Linked DNA regions of Homo sapiens: regions 2 and 3 are each linked to region 1. A link is a loop called in an ENCODE intact Hi-C map of the cell type or tissue named here. Cell type or tissue: heart right ventricle. All regions are shown on one strand.

What was found. Hi-C counts contacts between places; a loop is a spot of excess contacts. Peaks named below come from ENCODE experiments on the same cell type or tissue, not always from the same donor. Only the 100,000 strongest peaks of a DNase experiment are listed, where the experiment ranks them.
Region 2: a loop joins it to region 1, with 2.0 times the contacts of the local background. A loop is called at or near these places in 7 of 110 quality-filtered maps.
Region 3: a loop joins it to region 1, with 2.4 times the contacts of the local background. A loop is called at or near these places in 7 of 110 quality-filtered maps.

The regions. Positions count from the first base shown.
Region 1 is chr2:217,525,862-217,533,861 of GRCh38, forward strand. The region is part of intron 2 of DIRC3 (disrupted in renal carcinoma 3); the gene reads right to left. Among named protein-coding and RNA genes, the nearest start is that of DIRC3-AS1, 250 kb to the left of the region's middle. In heart right ventricle, no CTCF peak of the experiment used is centred here; a DNase peak (open chromatin) is centred at 4,730; H3K27ac peaks cover 363 bases.
Region 2 is chr2:217,647,757-217,655,756 of GRCh38, forward strand. All of the region lies in intron 2 of DIRC3 (disrupted in renal carcinoma 3), which reads right to left. Among named protein-coding and RNA genes, the nearest start is that of DIRC3, 140 kb to the right of the region's middle. In heart right ventricle, CTCF peaks have their summits at 3,175 (motif pointing right) and 3,374; DNase peaks (open chromatin) are centred at 3,204 and 5,715.
Region 3 is chr2:217,627,301-217,635,300 of GRCh38, forward strand. The region is part of intron 2 of DIRC3 (disrupted in renal carcinoma 3); the gene reads right to left. Among named protein-coding and RNA genes, the nearest start is that of DIRC3, 160 kb to the right of the region's middle. In heart right ventricle, no CTCF peak of the experiment used is centred here; a DNase peak (open chromatin) is centred at 4,921; H3K27ac peaks cover 3,189 bases.

The sequences.
Region 1 (8,000 bases):
GGCTGGAAGTTCTTCTTGGGGTCTAACTTTAGTGATCTCTCTCTCTCAATCTCTCCACTCCCACGTTTTCTTCCCTCACTCCCTCTTACACACACACATACATATCTCACATTTCTCATTCCAGTTCAGTCCTCACAGAAGCTGGAATAGAGATAATCAACTTCTTAGAATTAAAGCATCCTCTTTTTGTTCAGTACTGGCTCTTTAGTTACTGTTTCTCTTGTCACAGTCCAGGCGAGAAAATGTCAAGAATGTCGGATAGAGAGAGAGAGACAGAGGAGACAGAGTAAGAGGTGTTTTCCAGAACTGAGCACCACAAGTGTGGCTGCTGGGGTGTCCTGCAGAGAACACAGAAGCAGCATCCACAGCCCTGCCATCCTGAAGTCTCCTTCCTCTCTTCCAAAGACTGACGCCAGCAGGCTCCGTCAGAAAGGAGAGCCAATGGTGGAGAAAGGGAAGGAACTTTATCTTTGGAATTCTGTCTTCTCAGTGGTCCAGAAAATTCAAACAGGGCCAGGCACTCCATGTATCTTCCCAGATGGGCATCAGGTACCTGACACAACCTGGCACCCCACATTCTTTCTCCGATTTCCCTGTCATCAGGGGCTTGACAACTCTAGCAGCCAGGGAGAGGCTCTGGGTGGGGCAGTGGCAGGGAGGTTGGAGGAATGTGTTCCAGCCCTGGAGCAGGGAGGAGAGCAGGTGTCTCTTCTAGCAGCAGCTGGAGGGTTGGAGGTGATGGAAAGGTGATATTGCAATCAAGAATGCAGGCTGGGATTGAGAAGGTCAGACCTGCCATTTTGCCATTTCTGATCTCTCAAGATAGACACAATTTCAGGGTTAGAATGAAAGAGGAGTAGAGTGAGACAGAAAGAAAGCACAGAGATAAACAGTCTGGCTTCATTCTTTTCCTGGCTTTGGACATGCTCTTCCCTTATTTTTCTACCTAAGAAGAGGTCTTGCAGTGTGGACAGAATCCTCTGGATTCCGCTGCCATTGGGTTTTGCTTCATTTCTCTTAAGTTAACTTTTTGGAGCTTCATTTTCTCCATCTGTAAAATGAATTGCACAACCTCAGAGCTGTAGTAAGGATTAAATAAGATAACACAGATGAAATACCCTAGCAAAATACTTGACCAACTCAACATTCTCTAAGTGTTAGTTCCCTCCCCTCCCCTTCTCACTGTGCACCTTCAAGAGAGAAAACAACCTCTCTGTCAAAAATTGGCCAGAGAACAAGGTGCGGGCAGAGGTTCTGAGACATTAAATGGCAAGTTGCCGCAACTCTGATTCAAAGCATGTAATCATTGTGAAGTCAACCTTCATAGCTGATATTTTGCACCTGTTCTTAAAGAGCTCTATGCCTTTCAATTGGATGAGCTTAGTCATCTTCATGAACTGAAGATGCTCTGGGTGAAGTCAAGAGCAAAAGTACCTTTTATGCCCAACTCAGGTTGGAGAGTTGCAACCTAGGAAGTGAAATGCTTTTCCCAATGCTCGTCAGGAAGGACAGAGACAGAAGGGAGACTGGCATATTATGGATTATTCTTCAATAACTTCTCTATTATTGAAGAATAATCCATAATATGCTGGTTGCATAATATGCCAGTTGCATATAAGTCTCAGGTTGCAGAGATCTTAGCAATCCAGAGATATTCTTTTATGATTGGTTAATACTCAGGGCTTCCACAAAAGAACCTTGCAAAAAATTGTGGAGGCTTTACAAGACTAGATAGAGACAGAATTCTCACAGTGTTCTGTCTCCTGAGAAGGAACTGGGTGGTGTCCACTGGTTCTCACTCCCTTAGACAATCCTGCATGTGTGGATTCAGGATTCCACAGGCCCCGCTGAGACACCTAGCTTCCAAAGCTCCATACAGCTGATGAGTCACGGAATCTTGAGGAGAATGTGCCCTAAGTCAGAAGCTCTCCAGGGATGCAATTTTCATCCACCCAAAAACCACTTCCCTCCAGCCTAAATATTAGGTAACAGCATGCATCTGGAATGCCCAAGTGCCTATAAAAGATTATTACTAAGTAAGAGTAGATGATGATAATTAATTACCCTCCATTAAAGACAAAGTCCCTAGAGCAAATGCATCAAAGGCAATATTTTACTGAGTTGGCGATTTCTTTGGCTCTGCAACAAGGTGACTCGTTAGCCTGCATCTTGAGTCCATTTCTCTCTCTTGCATTCTGGCTTGTGGAATATTCCTTTTGACTTTGGACAATTTCATTTAATTTCCACCTTTCACCCCATCTCCCATCCAGTAATCATTATTACTAAAACTTCACACTAGGCCACAGATCTATTTTATAGCACCCCTTTGATGGATTAATTTATGGTAACTCTCCTTCATTACTAAAGCCCAAATCAAAGAAAATGCTCTTAGAATGGTGACCTGCCATTTTGCCATTTCTGATCTCTCAAGATGGACACAATTTCAGGGTTAGATGAAAGAGGAGTAGAGTGAGGCAGAAAGAAAGTATAGGGATAAACGGTCTGGCATCATTCTTTTCCTGGCTTTGGACATGCTCTTCCCCTTATTTTTTTTTTTTTTTTTTTTTTTTTTGAGACGGAGTCTCGCTCTGTCACCCAGGCTGGAGTGCAGTGGTGCGATCTCAGCTCCCTGCAAGCTCCACCTCCTGGGTTCACGCCATTCTCCTGCCTCAGCCTCCCAAGTAGCTGGGACTACAGGCACCTGCCACCACACCCGGCTAAATTTTGTATTTTTTTTTTAGTAGAGACAGGGTTTCACCATGTTAGCCAGGATGATCTTGATCTCCTGACCTTGTGATCCGCCCGCCTCAGCCTCCCAAAGTGCTGGGATTACAGGCGTGAGCCACCACACCCAGCCCCCTTATTTTCTACCTAAGAAGAGGTCTTGCAGTGTGGACAGAGCCTTCTGGATTCCACTGGCATTGGGTTTCTGCTTAACTTCTCTTAAGTTAACTTTTTGGAACTGCCAAAAAGTTAACAAGAGAAGTTAAGTTAAACAAAATCTACCTGCCAGCCAACACAAGAAAGACTACAGAAAATAGACATCCAAAGAGATCATAGGATTGATCTCCTCCTCAACAAATCCACTTAATGGGTAAAAGTGGTCAGAACAAAGTGTGCTATGATTCCAGAAGAAGTCAACGGACTGGGCCAGATTTCCTCCAATCTACGACAGAATCTATGAGTAGCACGTTACTCTGTGATTCTTAGGAAACATCTTCTCTTGTCCTATAGTTCTTAATCAGCAGACCTGTGACCACTGGGAGAGGTCTGTGATTACTGAGCAAAGTTGACCACAGAAAGAATATCCATATTCTCAGAACCTCATCATGACTAATCTGGGAAGCAATCTTGGAATATCCATGTTTCCTGAAAAGAGTACAGAAGCCGTGGAATCAGGACCTGAGAAGGCTGTGTAGTTCCTGGCTTTGTGACCAGGAGACTCTCTGGAAGTCAGTCTCCTTATCTGTAAGAAAAGACAAGGAAATAATTCTTATCTAATGAGTTCTTGGGAAATTGGGAGGAGATAATTGATATGTGTCAGCATGTTGCTCAGCTCCTGGGTATGGTGCCTTCCATCACGTCAGATAATCACCATCTTGCAAGAACAAGGGCAGGGCCATGAAGCAGGCCAAATGCCAGAAGACTGTCTGGACCTTTGCAGGTACCAAACACATCCTTGTTGAATGAATCAATGCAATCATATCTATGGTTTGTGGCTAGGGCAGCCAGAAGATTGGTAGACTGGCATCAGTAAGAGCTATCTGGACATATAGGAAGTGCTTTCCAATTGTTGAGTCGCAGAGATCTTAACAATCCAGAGATATTCTTTTGGGATTGGATAATACTCACAGCTTCCACAAAAGAACCTTGCAAAAAGTTGTGGAGGCTTTACAAGACTAGATGGAGCCAGGCCTCCATCAGCCAATTCTGGAGAAACACTTGTATGCTGGAAAACTGTCCCTGGGACAAAAAAAAAAAAAAAAAAACAACAACAACAACAACAACAACAAAACAGCATGACACTGATACCAACATTTTAATCACGATAATTATTGTTAGTGCTTGGCACAGGCAAACTCCTAATCTCTGTAACCTGGTAAGGGTTCTTTTCTAACCAAGGACTCAAGGATCAAGTTGTCTCTTCATCTCAGCATATGCCTTTCATGGTTGCCCCAGCAAGGTAAAGAAAGATCGAGGTAGCACAATGCCTCTTTACTGCTTTGGCCCCAGTATGGCACAGATCATTGCTGATCACAGCTATCGGCCAGAACTAATCAAATGGGCCTAATCCAACTGCAAAGGGAGCACCTGAATAATAAGTGAGCGCTAAATGTCTCTACCACTGCTGAGGACTCAACAGAGGGGCAGTCTGATGTCTCACCATGCTGATAGCCAGGAAGCTCTGGATTTCCTCCCTCTATGTTTTAATGACTTAACCAGGGGTGGTAAAGGAGGCCTTTAGAAAAGATTCTCAAACACAGGGGCCCAGGGATCCCTGGGAATCATTTCTTACTTTGCCATCATCTTTTCTCCCTTTTTTTTTTTCTAATAGATAGCTCTCAGAGGGGATTACCAAAGCAATTTTATGGTCTTTATAGCTGGTTCTCTCCCCAGTAATTCAGCTGAGAGTCAAAGATCACAGAAAACCTGGCACCTCCCTCATCTCACTATCTCTCTGGAGAATGTGGGCCCTCCTCCCTCTCTGGAATACATGGAGGCCGCCAATTACAACATAGATTCTCCTGCCAGCTTCAGTGCTGTCTGCCAGGAGTAGGGCTACTCCCAAGAGGTTGACAACCTAAAAGGCCTTCATCACTATTCAGAGAGCCATAGCCCTGGTCCCCACAAGACTTTAAAAATGGCTCCCTTTGGGTAATTTCTAGTGCTGCTTTGCTGAAGCTCCTTGCATACCAAAGTTTATAGCAAGAACCAAAGCACCTGCCATGCCCCACTCCCACCCACCCCCTTCATACCCTTCTCCCTTGCTCTACCATCCTTCACCTGGGCTTCTGACTCAGCCTGCAGATAGCCTACAGGTCAAAGTCCACTTCCACCTGACCAGCCTGTGACTCTCTGAAAAACAGACCAAAGCTAGCCTGAGGCTTTTAGGGGAAGGAAACATAGGCAGTTTGAAGTCCTAGGGGCTGAAAACTTAGGCCTACGTTTCTGGCTATACTTTGCCAAGTTTTTTCCATGAGCATGAGACTGTGGCAATTCTGAATTGTCCAATCCCTGGCTGTGGTTCAAGCCACACTTCTAGTCACCTTCGCAATACACCCCTTACCATCTCCAGCTCCCCGACTGCCCTCCATCTCCTGGACCTCTCAGAGCCCCAGAATTTTCCTGCAGCCAACATATTGAGAGTCTTGTAAAAGCTGAATACAAGAAGAAGAAAAAGAGAGGCCAAGCTTATTAAACTCCTCTTCAGCTGGCTGCATGGATTCTTTTAAGTCCACTGTTGGATTTCTTTGAGGTCTCAGTACGTGCTGACTTGCATGGCTGGTTTGGGGGATAGGGAAAGGAGGTAAGAAAAGCTTTGCACTGGATAAATAAAAATCCCTTTGTTAATTAAGGAGACATTAACAAGACCATGGCCTATATCAGGCAGCCTACACAGAAGGTTTGATTCTTCAGGAATTAAAAACAAGGAAATAGAGAAACTCCCCCACCACACTGCATAACTTTGTTCTAGGGCTGCTAAGTTATTCCCTGCTACTACATCAGCTGTGAGAGCCCTGTGAAATATGCTGTGGTTAAAATAAACTCAAGCACCTAAGCATATTTTTTTAGATGTGTTAGGTTATCTAAAACAGTTCATCTCCTCTATCTTCTCTTTGAAAAAAAGCCTAAATTATTAATTTTCTATCCAGTCATTTTATGTTTTCCTGCCCTGTCTGTCCTCTTCATAGCAGCCCAATCTGAATGAGAGACATGAACAAAGTGATTTAAGAATTGTTGACTGGAAAAGGAGTAAGGTGATACACCAATAGCCCTGGTCCACACAAAACCTTACAAATGGCTTCCTTTGGGTGATTTCTAGTGCTGCTTTGCAAAAGCTCTTTGCATGCCAAAGCTTATAGCAAGGACCAAAGTGCCTGCCATGCCTCCTGCTCCCCACCCCCTTCATAGCCTTCTCCCTTGCTGTACTAGCCTCACCTGGGCTTCTGAATCAGACAGGTTAGGATCAGAGGTCCAGGTCTTCCTCTCTCATGGACAGGTTGCATAGCCTGTTTGAGATTGGATTTCTTCATTTATTCAGTGTGAGCAGACTATGAAATGTTGGAGATTATATGTGATTGTTTATAATGTTCCTAATACACTCTAGGTGTTCAATCAATTACACATTGAAGAATGGCATTATGAAATCACATTGTTATTATTAACACCACCTTCCACTCTTTCTTTACTTCCCTTGAACAGATCCAGTCTACCCCAAAAGGACCTTAGCCATTTCCACATAACCTAATCAGTAAACTGGGCTCATTAAACTTTTCTAAAAGATGTGAATAGGGCAGACAGAAATTGATATGGTTTGGCTGTGTCCCCACCCAAGTCTCTTCTTGAACTGTAGCTCCCACAGTTCTCAAATGTCATGGGAGGGACCTGGTGGAAGGTAATTGAACCATGGGGGCAGGTCTTTCCTGTGCTGTTCTCATGACAGTGAATAAGTCTCAGGAGGTCTGATGGTTTCATAAGGGGGAGTTTCCCTGCACAAGCTCTCATTCTGTCTTTGCCTGCTGCCATGTAAGACATGCCTTTTGCCCTCTGCCATGATTGTGAGGCCTCCCCAGCCTCACATGGAACTGTGAGTTCAATAAACCTCTTTTTCTTTATAAATTACCCAGTCTTGGGTATGTCTTTATCAGCAGCATGAAAATGGACTAATACAGGAATACAACAGCCTCAGGTCACTACAAGCTCAAATTAATGCCCTGCCTTCTGAAAAATTTACACATCTCCCTCCTCTTTCCACTTATTGAACACTTTTATATGGCTGACCCTTTGCTAAGCTCTTTGCGTGCATGGTTTCAACTGGACATCACAACTCTGCTGTTTACAGGAACCCTGGGATCCTGGCTGCTGAGTTGCTTAGAGTCTCTCCAAATTTAACCACCAGCCTGCTATAAAAACCTCTTGTAGCATCCCCAAACCCCAAACAGATCATAGAAACTCTTAACTTTGGGCAGACATCATGCTTTTTATGTCACAGAAGCCAGTCTCATGAGTTTCTGGGTAACAGTCACTGGTATGTAATCCTCCCAAAATCCTCTCCCATAGGACATTACTTGATTGCTCCCTCTGGGTATGAGGTGTCCTAGAACGAGCCCGGCAAGGACACCAAAATTGTTTTCACAAAACCCTTGTATTACTGCTTCCTCTTCCTATATCTGGTAGTTCCCCAGTGGCTATTCTAAAGTTAACCTTGTAGTCCTCCTTTCCCATATTGCATCTGTAGGGAAATGAGACACAGATACACAAGCAGCTGGGAATTCTTGTGAGGCTGAAAAGATGAGAGTTGAAGGTTCATGGATTTTGAGCAATCACTAGCGAGTAAATCACATCCGATCTTTCTAGTGCAAGGAGCAATATGCTCATTATCTCATAACTACAGAAGAGTATGCCAAGGCCAAGATGCCAGACTGTCTGGTCTCCTGCTTTGGGCATTTGGATGTCTAAAGCAATCAGGACATATGTCCCTGTGTCCTCTCATTGAGTATCTTGAAGGGGGAGACACTCTGACATTACTTCCCCTGACACTGGCCCAGGAAACTTGATCACTGAGTAAGCCCAATATAAGCTGGAGGACTCAAGTTGTAGACTTTTGTTTCTGTTCTGACTGGTCCACCTCCAAACTGCTTTCAAGATTCAGGTCTACTGGCTCCTAAGAACTTCAGTCTTAGTATTATCAAGTAAGGCAGAGAGAAAAGGGAAGGTTTAGGAGTCAGACAAATTTTGGTTTGAATCCTAATTCAGCTACAGCCATGCATTGTTTAATG
Region 2 (8,000 bases), 120 kb after region 1:
CCCAGATCAATCTATAAATGTATTGCAATGATTATTTTTAGGAAACTTGACAAGATGATTCTAAAATTGATATGCAAGAATAAATGCAGGCGAATGAAAACAACAAGCAAAAGAGGACATTCACCCTACCAAACAAAATAACACCCTAGTAATTGTAGAAACATGGTATTAGCTCAGGGATAAGTGAGTAGATCAATGCAACAGAATAGAAAACCTACAAATCAACTAATGTGTCATAGGCAGAACAATAGCTTCCCAAAGATGGTGTTCCTGGAACCTGTGATTATGTTAGGCTATGAGGTATATTAGCTTGCCAGGGCTGCCGTAACAAAATACCACAGACCAGGTAGCTTAAACAACAGCAATTTATTGTCCCACGGTACTGGAGCTGAAAGTCCAAGGTCAAGGAACAAACAGGGTTGCTTTTTCTCTGAGGCCTCTCTTACTGGCTTGCAGATGGATGCCCTATTGCTGCTTTTTCACATGGTCTTTTCCTCTGTACATGCACATCCCTGATGTCTCTTCATGAGTCCAAATTTCCTCTTCTTATAAGGATGTCAGTCAGATTGGATTAAGGCACATCCATACGACCTCATTTTACCATAATTACCTCTTTAAAAGCCCTATCCTTCGATACAGTCACATTCTGAGATACCAGTGATTAGGGCTTCAACGTATGAACTGGAGGGGACAGGGGAATACAGTTCAGTCCATAACACATGGCAAGGAGGAATCAAGTTTGCAGATGGAATCAATCTGCTGACCTTGATTAAGATAGGAAGATTGCTATGGTTTGAATGCTTGTCCCCTCCAAATTGCATGTTGGAATTTAAACCCCAGTGTGGCAGTCAATTGAGAAGCAGAGTCTTTAAGAAGCGTTTGGCCCGGGCACGGTGGCTCACGCCTGTAATCCTAACACTGTGGGAGGCCGAGGCGGGCGGATCACGAGGTCAGGAAATCGAGACCATCCTGGCTAATACGGTGAAACCCCGTCTCTACTAAAAAATACAAAGCGGGAGCCTGTAGTCCCAGCTACTCTGGAGGCTGAGGCAGAAGAATTGCTTGAACCTGGGAGGTAGAGCCTGCAGCGAGCTGAGATTGCACCACTGCATTCCAGCTTGGGCAACAGAGCGAGACTCAGTCTCAAAAAATAAAATAAAATAAAATAAAATAATAAAAAAAAAAAACAAGAAGTGTTTGGGTAATTCCTTCATGGATTAATGAGGTATGGGTTACTGAGGAATCACAAGAGTGGGACGGGTGACGTTATGAGGACAGGAAGAGAGACCTGAGCTACCATGCTTAGCACCCTGGACATGTGATGTCCTGTGCTGTCTTGGGACTCTGAAGAGAGTCCCTACCAGCAGGAAGGCCCTCACTAGATGTGGCTGCCCAACCTTGGACTTCATAGCCTCCATAACTGTAAGACATAAAGTCTCTTTCTTTATAAATTACCCAGTTTTAGGTATTCTCTTATAAGCAACAGAAAACAGACAGAAATTATCACGGATCATCCACATGGGCCCAATGTAATCACAAAGGTTCATAAATGGAAGAGGTCATCATGAGAGTCAGCTTCAGAGTGATACAGCCTAAGAAAGACAACCAACCACTGATGAATTGAAGATGTAAGGGGGCCCTAAGCAAAGGAATGTGGCCAGCTGGAGACAGAATGACACGGATTCTCCCCTGGAGCCCCCAGATGGCTGCCTCCACACAGCCCTGACAACACCTTGATTTTAGACTCTGACCTCCATAACTGTAATTAATAAATTTGTGTTGTTTGAAGCTGCTAAGTTTGTGTAACTGTTTACAACAGCAATAGAAACTAATACACCATGCATAGAAAGGAATTAAGATATGATAAAAGTAGCATTTCAAATAACTGGAGAAGGGTATAGTATTTGGTAATATATAGACAATTAACTAGTCATCTGGCTAAAACACTAAACAAAATCAAATTTCTATGCCATGCCATTCACAAAAATAAAGTCCAGATGGATTAAAAATCTAAACAATGTACACGTAAAAATACTGGAAGAAAATATCGGATAATGTGTTTATGACTTTGGAATAGGGAAGGGGAAAGACATAACCAAAAAATGAATAAAGTTTACAACAGTACAATATAAAACACTTCTATACAAAGACATCACAAGCAAAATCAAAAGGCAAGCAAAAAATGGCAGAAATACGTTTTCATCTTACGTATATTCTTTGAATTTTGTTGTTTTATTTTTCTTGACAGTGAATGTGAATTAGTTCATTAATTAAAAACAAAAAAAGGCAAAAAGAGTTGGAAAGAATCTCCTCTACCACCCTCTTTTCTTCCCAGGAATGAACTGGAATGAAAGGAAAAACTTTTTAAAATCAAAAACACTATGAGAACACAAGCCCGTGTTTTATTGAAGCAAAGAACAAATTATGATTTTGGAGGGCATTTCCTCATACAATCTTTCCCACATCCTCAAGCTCCTCTTTCTTGAAGACACCTGTGGAATGAGCTAAGGTCAGCCTGTGTTCATAGGAAAGTACTGCTGAAAAGCTAACCTATGTAGGGTCAGCCGAACATGTGGCAGAACTGGCCAATTATCTCTCCTTTTCCCACATCTTCCTGGGCACACAGCTAGACTACGTTTCCCAGCATCCCTTTGCAGTTAGCTATGTGCACATATCTGAGTTCTGTCCAATGGAATGTGGGCAAAGGTGCCACCTCTAGGCCTGGCACATGAAAACCTCATGTACTTCATGGTCTGTCCTCTTTTGCTGTTTTAATAAAGATGAATATGCAAACTTGGAAGACTTGAAGTTGCAAAGCCATAAAATGGAAAGAACTTGGATCCTTGAATCACTGCCTAGAGAGTCACCCACTGATCAGAAACACCCATATTGGGCTTTATAAGAGCTAGAAAAAAAGTTGTATTTGAGCTCATATACATTTTTGAGCTTGCGTCTGATTCAGTAGCTAGTATTCCCTTAACTAACTCAGAAGCCAACCTGGCTTCTTTTGGCAAATTCCTTGGTCTGACACCTCCCCCAGCAGTTCAACTGAGCTAATTATTAAGCTAATGACTTCAACTGCAAATCCGTCCTTCTATTCTTGACTTTATGAGTCCCTGAGCTGGGACCCAGCAAACCACATTTCTGCTGTGCCTAATAGTTTCCTGCTAAGGTCTGCCAATAGAGGGCACTAGAGAGAGAGACTGCAAGGCTGGAAGAGGGGAGAAGGTGCCTGCTCCCTTCTGTCTGCTTCTTGTTCCACTTCCTTGCTTCTCGTTTCTGGAGGTGTTACCGGGCCACGTTCACCCTGGCAGCTGCATTTCATTCCAGTAGCAGCCACTTTTTTCCATCACCCAAAGTACCATCCTCATTATCTTCCTCTGGGAGACCAGCATCAGCTGGTAATAATTCCAACGTCTTTCTTTCTTTCCCTGGCCCTAAGGATGGTACCCCTTCCTTGCAGTTGCTACTCTGTGATGTCTTTTTTTTTTTTCTTTTTGAGATGGAGTCTCGCTCTTGTCACCCAGGCTGAAGTGCAGCGGCACTATCTTGGGTCACTGCAACCTCCGCCTCCCGGGTTCAAGCAATTCTCCCACCTCAGCCTCCTGGGTAGATGGGATTACAGGCGCACACCACCATGCCCAGCTAGTTTTTTGCATTTTTGTAGAGGCAGGGTTTCACCATTTTGGCCAGACTGGTCTCAAACTCCTGACCTCAAGTGATCCGCCTGCCTCGGCCTACCAAAGTGCTGGGATTACAGGCTTAAGCCACCACACCCGGCCAACTCTGTGATGTCTTAGGGTTCCCTTTGAACATTCAATCCCTAGTTAACAATTCTTTAGGTTAAATTACCTCTGTTAAAAACCACACCAGATATTTTGTCTCATAGCTGGGTGCTGATTTATACACCAACACGTTTGGAGCTACCTGGGGTTTCTCCATCATCCCAATGGTAATGATACCACAGTATGAGCCATAGATTTCTGTCTTCCTCCGTCCAGCACCTGAGCCTTGCCTACCTTTTGCCACATGCAGAGGAGAAGCAAATCACAAAACGTGTCTCCCTGCCTCCTGCTGGCATTCAACAGACCTCACCTAGGGCTGCAAACTGGAGCTATGAAGACCCAGCAGAGTATGTTTTGTCCCCTATGCCCACAGTGGCATCGCTGGGACGACCACACATTGGAGTACCACCTCCACTCCAAGGAAAAGCAGGGGAGCCACAGAAACAAATTCTCCACTGCTGCCCTTTGAAACCATGCTTTGAAATGTCCACCCAATTTACCCCCTTTCTGATCTAAATTCTACACCAGAGTAGGGGACACATAGCCTAGAAGGAAGGGCTGCTGTGACACTGGAAGCTCCTTAAAGACCAGATTTTTTTCATATGTGTCTCCCGTCCCAAGGCACAAATATGAACTTGCATCTGAAGCTGAATAGCTCTTTAGATAACGCATGCTTGCATTTATTCTCTTTGCCTTTCGCATAGTAGACATTCAGTGAGCCTATCAGGACTGGAGTGGAATGGAATTAGATTGGGAGGAAGCTGCCAGTTGAAAAGTCACTTTTTCTAAAAAGCCTTCTCCTATTCCCCTGGAGAGAGGGAGATGCTTTTTATTCCCTTCTCTGTGTTTCCACAGCTCTTGGTGCTTCTATTTCATCCCCTGTCATGCCGAGTTGCAATTTATGTTTCCTTTCTGCCTTCCCAATATACCAAGAACCTGCCATATGCAAAGTCGCCATGTCTTTTTCATTGTTGTATCTCCAGGCCTGGTACCCGTAGGTGTTCAAAGGATAAGTAAATTAATGAACAAACCCTAGCCTAATGGAGCAGCTTTTCAATCAAAATGAATTATAGCTCTAAGTGCATTAACCTTTAGAGGTAAATAGATGAATAAGAAATGTGCTAAAGGGCACTGTAAAGGGCATCAATTTCACCCTTAGCACTGTAAAGGGCATCAATTTCACCCTTCCAATGTAGGAAAAAACCTTCCAAAGGATTCCAGATTTGAATCCTTGATTTAAATACCCCCTGAATTCAGAAGTTTATTGCCTTAGTAAAACAGTCCATTTCACTGTTAGACAGCTTTAATTATTCAAATGTTTTTCCCTCTAGTCAGCTTAAACCTTCCTTCTAATAATCCCTTTGTGGGCTCTGGTTGCAGCCTCCAGAGAAAACATTGCTAAAATACTTCTAATCCATAGCAGAGATTCTAGAAGATGCCATGGTCCTCCACCCCGGACTACTTCTGATCTGTTGCCTATGGCAAGTATCTTGTACATCACACATCCAGTGCATTTTGCTGCCCTTAGCTAGGATTATCAAATATCCATTCTAGTCCATTCTGAAGAATATCCACAAAAAACAAATCCAACCTATTTCTCTATTTTTGGTCCTAGGGCTGAAACATCTTAGATCTCAGTTCTAACTTAAATTCTTTCCTTTTTTATTTTTTTTAAGTCTCTCTATTCTTTCAGTGAAGAAAGAACTTTTTTGGCTCCTATCCACTCTGTAAAGAATAACTAAGTCCTCTCTTTTTCTCCTCCCCGAAAACATGCCCTTGGCAACCCAGCCTTCTCTTTTATGAGCTGACTCATAGGTTCTGAGTGAAAAAAGCCCTTCCTTAAACACCCTCTACTGCCACGTGTGGATGAGGCTGCAGTATCCCAGTGACCAATGGAGCCAGGAAGTCGTGGCTCTGTGAACTGTGCCAGCATGACCCAGGACACTTCATGAGTCCCTTGTGCCCAAAACGTCACCACTTGGGCAACTACGTGTGGAAGCACCACCTCCACTAGGGGCTGGAAGGACGTGAGAACCAGCAGGTCTCTCCTGGCAGACCTATTGTAGGCTCCAACCCTCCCATGCTGGCCAGCCCTGAAGAGCACCAGCCCCCATGCCATGAACTTAATTACTTTGCAAGAGGACAGTTTGTAGCTGGACTTCCTCTTTGTTCTCACAGAAAGCTGAGAGTGGGCACCAGAACAAAGGCGGGTTTTTGCAAAACACAGGCAGGAGAGAACCCATGCTGCAAATCTGGGTCTGGGTCCATGTGTGGAAGGGATTGGGGAAGCACAAGGATGGGGCTCAGAAGGAACTGAATCCCTACCTGAGTGCTCATGCAGTGCCCTACCTGAGATCCCATTAGACCCAGACATAGCTGAACTGATTTACGCAAGCTTAGAGAAAAAAGTGTCTTGAGGGCTTCTGTCTCCCATCTCCCTGATTTTAGAAGACGATTTTTTTAAAGGTATCTTCTTTTCTATTTTTTTAAAATGTAGTAAGTTGAAAGGGGTGTGAAATTTGCATTGCTCACCTGATCAAGAGCTTTAACCCTCATTATTAGAATGTTCTTTATGTCTAGCCTAAATCCCTAAAGCTACTTCATGAGGTAAGTCTATGGAGTCTCATAAGTGGTTACTGGGGCATCCTTTAATGTGATAGATCAGGACTGATGGTCCTCTCACTCCTTTGGCTCCCCCTCCTTACCTATCTGAGAAGAAATTCCTTTGGCGTATGAACTCTGTGAGGTCATGTTGAGAGGTCACCAGTATTAGCAAGGGAAAGGCTTACGTGTGGAATCTGTGCTCCACACTGAGAAACCTGAACTAGCACCACCTACTTCTACAGAGGTCTGGAGGGCTTCTCTGACTCACAGTGGCCAGGAAGGGTGGGGAGAGAGTCAGAGGGAGTGCCCCAAAGTAGGGACGAAAAGAGAAAAGGAGACAAGTGCGAGGAGGGACTCCTTGGTGCCTATCCAAGCCTGGCAATCTATGGGCTGAAAGATAATTCTGCAGGTAATATAATCTTTGTCACTACCACCCCACACCTTGGCTCTGTGTGTTTGCAGTTACACAAAATTCTTTACTTCCTGAAATGGCCGCAGCTGCTCTCTCTTCTTCAGGGCATGATACGCATATGTGTGGGTCCTTCCTGTATGTCAAGGTCACTTCCAAATCATCCTTGGTTTTCTTTCTCCAGGATGGCTCTCTATTCTTTACCTTTCATCCCAGAAGTTTTAAAGAAGGAGGAGGAAAGGAAACTCATGAATTGAATGTCTAGCGTGAACTAGGAAATGAGAGAAAGCCTTACATAAATGTTTTTCTTTCGTCCTCCTAGCCACTCTCAAAAGTAGGTGAAATTTTATCACCAGAGGGTTAACAACTTCTCTCGATGAGGAAAGTGAGGCTGGGAAATAAAACGAATGGCCCAGGGTCACAGAGCTGGCAAGTGGTCATTGTCAGATTAATCCCTGGATCTGTCAGACTCCAAAGACACAGGCTTCATGGTGCTCCACTAGCTTTGAGTCTCCTCTACCAACCCTGACCCGCTTCTATGTCCCCCACAGTCCTTTAGCTCCACCATGGATCTCAGTACCTCACTTGGATCAGAGCATACAGAGAAAACAGCTTCATGTAGCCAACGTGGCTCAAGATAACCCCTAGCTCTGGGACCAGACTTATGCATGAGACTGGAGGAAGATCCCAGGAGAAGATCAGGCATCTCAATGGAAACTTTAGCCATAGCCCCAGAGGCTCAAGGATGAGGAAGGGGCCCTACCTCATGTGATACTTGATTTTCTCTGGAAATCACTGTGTGTGGTACCCATGGCCCAACCTCCATAATTACCATAGTGTATCAGGAAGATACATTTCCCAAATGTAGTGTATTCCCAAAACTCTGTTTTCCTCTTTAAAGAATAACTGTGACTCCTAGAGAAATCTCTGGATATATGTAATGCTATGAAGACAATAACCAGGCCATAGAATCACAGACTATCAAAGCTAGACAGGATCTCAGAGTTCACCCAGCCAAACCTCCTTATTTCAGCCCTGGGAATTAATAACTCAGAAAGGAAAAGTCTCCCACAACTTAGACTGTGGCAGAAAGTGAGCTCAATCCCAAGTGTCCCAGATCAAGTGACCTAGTTAGGTTTCCTTCCAGCTCTTGGGTGCCATGGTGGCAGTAGACATAGCTGTTACAGGAAACCAGGACCAAA
Region 3 (8,000 bases), 100 kb after region 1:
CAGGAGAGGTGCCCAGCATTCAAGAACACCAATTTTAGGCTTTATTCTATAATTTTACTGGAACCACTGTGTAATTTTTTATAGTAACTAACATTGCCTAACAACCTGACAACATACTTTTTGGAGTTCTCAAATACATAAAAGTGTGGCATCTCATATATGTTACTTTTATTAGAACTTTTAAAGTGGTTTACATATTTTTTAGAATGAAATGTGAATAAAATAAATGTTTGTAGTATCCCTGAAACTCCTTCACGAGGCCCCAGGTTTTCATGAAATATATTTGAAAATCACTGGCCTACCTGCTTTCAAAGATCCTTCCCAGATTTAACATTTTATTAGTGAATATATTTCTAATTATCCAAAGAGAGTTGTATTGGTCTTTATAAAGAAGTAAGCCCCTTCTGCCTTTGAAATAAAATGGCATCTAAGAAGTGCCAAGGGACACATATATTTCTAGCATAACCCTTGTATATTTAGGCGATTTGGGCCTTCTTAGGGAACTTTGGTTCTAGAATCTTATTTCTCTGAGATGTAATAACAATCATGCTAAAAATGGCCCTGTATGTTAAGCAATGACATAAGTTGTCTGGAAGGTTCCAAGCAAAGTCAAAATTAAAGCAACTTTTTCAAAGGTTGTACTTAAAACCAAATGCATTAATAAATGGCACTTTGATGAATCTGAAAATTACAAACTAGAGCAAAAACAGGCAAGACCATTTTCTTCTACTGTGGACTTCTTTAGGAATCCCAGTGCTCAGAAGCTGGGGGATGACCACAGTGACCTTTGCCATAGGCAGTCACAGCAGTAAACAGAGGCCACATCCAGGAACAAATCAGAAATTTAACCAAGCCAAAAGGAAACCCAGGCCTAACCCAGAGGCAGGAATGCCACAATGGCTTTTTCTAGCAGCAGAGGAGAGCCAGTCCCTAAAGGGGATAAGGAAAGGATGTCAACGTGGGAAGCCTTGACAGATGTCCAAGTTTCCCAGGTTCTAAATTTATCTTAATTTAATCATGTTCACCTCTGAGGATGGTACTATGCAATTGCTCCACAGGGAATTGAAGGCCCTCAAGAAGCCTTCGATCATCATCACCCACCAGGCCTAGGCCTAGGAGCCTTGAAGGGAGGCATTACCCCATGGGGTAAGGAAGAGATTCAAACAGATTTTGGACTCAGGCATGCCTGAGTTACAGCCAATGTCTTGTGTGCTGCCATGTGACCTTAGGAAAGTTATATAACCACCCTGACCCTGCTAGCAGCTTACAGTGTAAAAATGGCAACTTGAGATGAACTCAGTGTTCAAATCAGCCCAACCCCTAAACCTCATGCCCAGACACAGACCTCTGATTCCTACTCAGCCTCGCTTTGCCCCATGGTTCTAAAACATTGTGCTAAGTGTTCTACCTCCCAGAAGGAGGGGATGCTCTGTTCTTATAGACCAGAAACTCAGAAGCCACCCTAGGTCCTTGCCCAAGTTATGTGGTGGAAGGGGAGGGGTTGTTTTGCTTTTTTCCTTTTCTTTTTTTTCCCCTTTTTGTTTTTCATTTGCAAAACATTTGAGAAGCTTGAGGAAAACAATCTGTCTGAGCCCCTATGAAGATGTAACTCTAGATGGCCTTCCAGCTGGGCCAGGCCTACCAAGTGTCCGTCTGGAAACCACAAAGTGAAGGAGAGTTTCCATACAAAGGAGGCATCGGTCTCTGGGAGTAGATGAGCCAAGTTTCAACCAAAATAAACTTGCCATAGTCTGGATGCAAGAACAGGCAAAACTAACCCCTAAAACACAAGGCCCCCCATCTTCTGGACCAGGTTGGAGATCGCCCCCGGATGTAGTTGCTACTTGGGGAGAGTACAGAAAAGTGGCTCAAGGGCATCCTCCACTGCATAGATGTGGCTTCTGCCAAATGTCAAAAGACAATATGGGATTGTTGGCTTTCTGACTCCCTGGCCCTATCTTGTCCATCCTCTATCATCATGCCTAGGTCCCAAAATCTGACACTGGAAAAAAGTAACTTACTGCATTCTCCCTCCAAAGGAATTATGTCTGTTTCTATTTCTCAAGATAGTCCTTATGCTAGACTCCATTTATTTTCTCTCCAGATTGGCTTGGCCCCACCTGCCCCTGGACCTCATTTGCTAGCTCACTGGCATCTCAGATGTTACCAACTGCCATCACCTTATCCTCTAACACTGCCAGCCATCTCAGCCACCCCACAGAGCAGGAGCTGGGCTTTGGCATGGCCTCTAGCATGCCTGCTGTGGTGTGAGGCTCAGCAGCTCTATTGCCCATGTCTAACCCAGCTGGATGCATGGAGGCTCTGGCTTTCCCAGCAGCTGCCTCAAAGGGTAGCCTCTGAATATAAGAGGCAAGAGACAAGAAGGATGCAGCAGATAAGTTCTTCTTCCTCTCTGCTTTTCCAAAGGACTGTTCCAAGATCTTCCGACACTGTTTCTTACAGTTCCTCCAAAGATTTCCCGTGGGAACACACAGCTCACTGTGTGTCTTCTTGTAAGGCTGTGGCAAACTCAGTAACACACAAGTTTGTATTTCCTTTCCCTCCTTTCCTGCTTCATCTTTTGTAGCCCTCCTTCTTGCCACCTTAGGACTGCACTTTTCAGTAAGATGTTAGCATGTTAGCCTCAGGCTCTCTGTTCTAAGAACACAGCCTAAGATAGCCTTCATTATGGTTTCTCTCTCTCCAGATGGAGGCATTAATTTAGGCAAACTGCCCGCTTCTATCTACTCGCTACTATATTTCCTCCCTCTTCAACTTACGTGTGTCACCAGTGGGAGATTTGAAAGTGGGCTAGCTGTTACACCACTGACTATAGTTGCTCTGTTTTTATTTTATTTATTTTTGGTTTATACCTTGAGTCTGGAGTTTTAGGATGCCCTTGGTTGCTTTATCAAAAATGAAATATAGATCCATGTACATGTCCTTCCCAGGATCTAGAGAGCAATAAAATCCCACTCACACAGACCCTGATCAGGCACTGCAACTGTGCAGCAAAGCATCCACTGGCAGAGTTCACCAAGGGGTAGCATTTCCCAAAGTCAGAGCCATAGAACACCAGTTGTGTGGGATTAGTAGATGTTTGTTTCAAAATTTAAATGACTCTGTTCTCAAATACACTTGAGTGCCTCAAGGTTAAACAAAATTAAATAGTTTCCCTTACCCTACAGGATTTCAGAGACGTTGCTATAGTATTGTACAACGTTCTCACCAAAAGAGAGAGTTTGCAGAATTTTCAGAATTTATTGGGACACGTCTTTTTTTGCTAAACATCTCATAGGATTGATGCTAAACAAACACTTAGTTCCTGTGGCAGAAATTCCAGAAGTGTCAGCTCCTGGGAAGAAGTCTCCCTACTCTTCAGACTTCAAGTTCCAAAGTCTTTGGGTCCCTGTTGAAAACACCACAACTGAGTAAAGTCAACCTATTCTTCTGACTCTTTGAGAAAATACTAGAAGTCTACATCTGCAGGCCTATTGAATAAATAAAAGCTGAGCTTAACCATCAATAACCAACACTAGGCAATGCTCCTTTCCTTCTTTCTATTCTTCTCCATCTATGGGATTATTTTTTTTCATGATTCTCCCACTTGCTTTCCACATAATGTTACAGCTACTCCTCCCACCCCTACTAATACCCATTATTAATCTAAGTATGCATGTCCCATCATAAGGAAGAAACACAAATCACCTTCCTGGCCTGTGTATTCCTACACATGCCCTGTCCCTACCCAACTCAACTGAGATCAGCAGTTACTGAAAGTTCAAGGCATTCTGTTCTCCTCACCCACAAATGCTCCCTGAACTCACTTTTCAGTTCTAGGATTAATAAAGTACAACCGAAATTTTGTTGCTGTGAGCCCGGGGGGTTAAAGCTGCCACCACTACATAAAATCTCGAGAGTGAAGCCTTCAGTAAGCAAAGCAGGCTAATGACTTCTGTCCCTCTGGTAATAAGCTGCGGAAATGGGCTGCTGGGGAAAGCCAGTGGCCCACATAAATCCATGTGTTAGCGAGCCTGCCTGCTGGAGCAGCGGCAGCATGCTGGGAGGAGGTCGGAGGGCTGGGAATGTCAGAAATAAAAGCGTCTTTGGAGACCACCTAAATCAGCCCCCTCATTTTGCATGGGGAGAGACCGAGGTTCAAAGAAGCCAACTTGTGTGCCCAAGACTACAGCACGAATTCAGAGTGGAGCCACGGACTAATCTTCCCAGAGCAAAATCCAGAGCAGCTCCACCAAGATGTTTTGGACAAACCTCTTTCTGGGTCTCATGGGCATTACTGTGTACCACCGAACTAGGAAGCCAGTGGTGTAGCGATGGAGCGAAAATTGCAGATGGACATTTTTGTTTTTATTTCTGTGCCTCTGTTTTCCCCTGTCTAAAGGCAAGAGGTAGATAGTATTGAAGTGGGAAAAGTCATGCTAACATTCTTAGGAGGAAATCTGGAAAACAATCCATATTCTGGATTGTTAGATAACTAAGCCTGATTTAACAGTTTAATTCAGGGGAATAACTATGGGAATGTAGAACAAAGAAGGGAGGGGAAAAAAAAGGAGGAATTTTGAGCTCAATTTTTCCCTGATCTAACTAAGCAGAGCATGCCTCCTTTCAACACTCAGGGACCTATATGTTCCTTTGGAAACCAGACCAGAGTCTGAGGACCTAAGACCTTAACCCAAAAAGAGGGAAGGGCATCTATTTTGTGGCCTGTATGTTTTAATATAAATTCTCACTAAGCTACACAGGGCATGGGGAAGACATCAGCACCATGGGTGAAAACCAAATTCCAGCTAATAAGTCAGTTCTGCAGGGTCCAAAGGAGTCCCTCAGATCTCTGCAGTCTGGAAAGCCTGCGCTGTCTTCTGAGGGCTTTCCAAGCCCAGACACACAGACTCAGCACACAGTGTTCTGAGAACAAGCCAAGCATGGGGGGAGCTTCCCAGCTGGTATAAGCAATAGCTCACAGCAAAGGAGTATTCCAGGAGAGAGCCATTCCCAGTGTCAGTTCTGATTTCCTTCCCTCCTGCAGGACCAGTATTCAGATGAGCCTCTCATCTCAGACTTTTGGGAAAACACAGCCAGAAAAAAAAAAAAATGCTTTCTGCAAATCCAGCATCCTCTCAACACAGTCCCCTAAAACTCATAAATGCCACTTTGAGGGAATACTATTGTTCAGGGCCTCACATAGTTTAGCCAGGAGAGAGCAAGGTGGTCTCTATTTGCAGTGGCTTCTATCTCTATGTTTTGGGGATTGCTGGCAAACAACACAACACAGACCAACAGGGCATTTCATCCACAAAAACCTATGCATGCTATTTATCAAATGGTCCCTCTGCATGTATGCATGTGCGTGTGTATACATATATCCATATATGTACGTGTGTGTATATAGTCATATGCCACACAATGATGTCTTGCTCAATGATGGACCACATATACAACAGTGGTTCCCATAAGATGATAATACCATATTTTTACTGTACCTTTTCTTATTTAGATATATTTAGATATACAAATACTACTGTGTTGCAAGTGCCTACAGTATCTAGTACAGTAACATGCTGTACAGGTTTGTAGCCTAGGAGTAACAGACTATATCATACAGTAGCATAGGTGTTTAGTAGGCTCTACGGTTGAGGTTTATGTAAATACACTCTACGATGTTCACACAATGACAGAAGTCACCTAATGACATATCCCGGGAACAAATCTTTGTTGGTAAGTAATGCATGACTCGTGTGTGTGTGTGTGTGTGTGTGTGTGTGTGTGTGGTGTGTGTGGTGTGTGTGTTGTGTGCATGCGTGTTTTAAATTCAGGAAATGTGAGCTCTGCAAACCTGGTGGACAAATTCCTATAAAGGAGGCCCACCAGGCATTTTGTGCCACTTTGCCCCCTGTGCCCTGTATCCAAGAAAAGTCCATAAGAACAAGTCTCCCCTCACCACTGCAACTCCTACTCCTTGGCAAATGCTTGATTGTCAGAGTTTTCCAAACCCACATCAGCTCTTGAAAGAAGGAAGCTTAAGGCAGGTGGGGGAAATCTGGGGGATACTGGAAGCCCTCCAGACTAGGCACAGATTCTGCTGCCTCACTTTTTAATGGTGAGCAGGGACAGGTGACCCCAACCTTCAGCTCTCCTCTCTAAAGCCCTGAAAATTCCTCTTGGCCTTCCTGAACTCTCCAGGGCTCTACTCTGGCCATGAACCAACAGACTGTCTCTCCACTAAGCCCTCACCAGCAACCCCTGGGCTTCATTTGTTCCAGCCAGAGCTGGAGGAAGGACAAGGTCCTTTTCTGCTCTGCATGATATGAGGTCTGCATTACCAGCCCAACCTACACCAGGAAATTAATAAAAGGACTCAGATGTGGGATTGTGATCCAGACTCCAGGGATAAAGATGCCCCTTCTTCCAGGGAACAATGGTGATTGGAGGAAAGAAAATCCAGAAGTGTACAAGTTGCTCTTCATACTTCCTGGCAGCCTTCTAGAACATATTGTGAATTACTCTTAGGTAATGTCATGAAGGACACAGAGCTTGCACCCTTGAGCCAAAGGGTAATGTACTGCACACACCTCAAGTGCAATTCATCACCCCTTGGGCTGAAGAGGCCACATGGTGATGGTTTTAATTAATGTCCCCTGAAGGCCTGGAGACCTCTGGCTGATTCCAATAGTGATGCCCCGCCCTGGAGCCTCTCAGGACACCACATCCATACAGGCTTATTCCTAGGAGGAAAAGTTGCAAACGGAGTTTCTTAGGTCTGGAGACATCTCAGTCACTATATAAATCCTCTCCTAGGGCCACTGACCAGGACCATGCCTTATGCCTTAAAAGATCCCAGGAAGCTTATTTATAATCATTCCAAATGCCTGAGAGATTGATAACTCAGGCCCATTAACCTTGGAAAACCCTCCAAAATGTCTAAACTAAATCCCTACAACTACTACCAAAATCTACTTTCTCATATCCTTCAAACACTTCCTTGGCTCCTGACCCTTTGGCCGGAGGATTAATTCCAAGCTGCCCCTAACACTTCATAGAAAGTCCGTCATGATCTGTACCCAATCTACAATCTTAAACTCAATTCTTATTACACCTACTTGTGTCCTCGGTGCCACAGCCACACTAAGCTGATCATTAGTCTCCAACCACACGCTGCACGTGACCCACACTGATCTTCCCCTCACCTTCTACATGGCTACCACACCCAACTCCACTCTACTGCCTTCTAAGGAACTAGCTCAATTGCCACTTGGGTCCATGAAGCATTCCACTCTAAGTCAGAATTAACAGCTACTACTTTTGTCTTGCCATGGAAGGAAATATGAACTTAGAGAGCAAGTCAGGACAAAACCTCATTCATTAGTTTATTCATAAACATCTACTGAGCTGCTAGAGTATTCCAAGCCCCCAGCACTTTGCTAAGAACTGTCACTCTAAAAAACTGAATAAGACACGGTTGGACCTTCCAGCTGCCCGTAGTCTAACAGGACAGTCAGATAAAATAACACAAGCCACAGTAAAACATGATGCTTGCTCTAGTGGACATGTAAATATCATGCTGGGGCAGAGGGAGCACCAGGACAAAGGATATATGTGCCCAACAAGTAAGCTAATTCAGACCCAAGCTAATTCTTGCTGCTGAAGAAACATCAGCAACCACAGGAAAGGGCCTTGGGAACTATGTGACTGATATATGGAAAAAATCAGCCTCGTTGGAGATAAACTCAGCAGTTATGTGGACTCTGCTGCCTCAGAAATCTCTTGGGGGTACTCCTAGCATGATGAACAAAGAATTCTCAAATGAAATCAGACCAGGCCTTCTTCAGTGGGTAGGAAAATATGAAACAGAATTTAAGAGTCCACTTCCAAGTTCCAGTCAACTCAATTGAATTCAAGAAACAATTCCTGGGCCCCACTGAGTGGACCTATGTGGTCATCCCCCTGTATCAACCAAGCTCAACCCTTGAAGACAAGGCCCT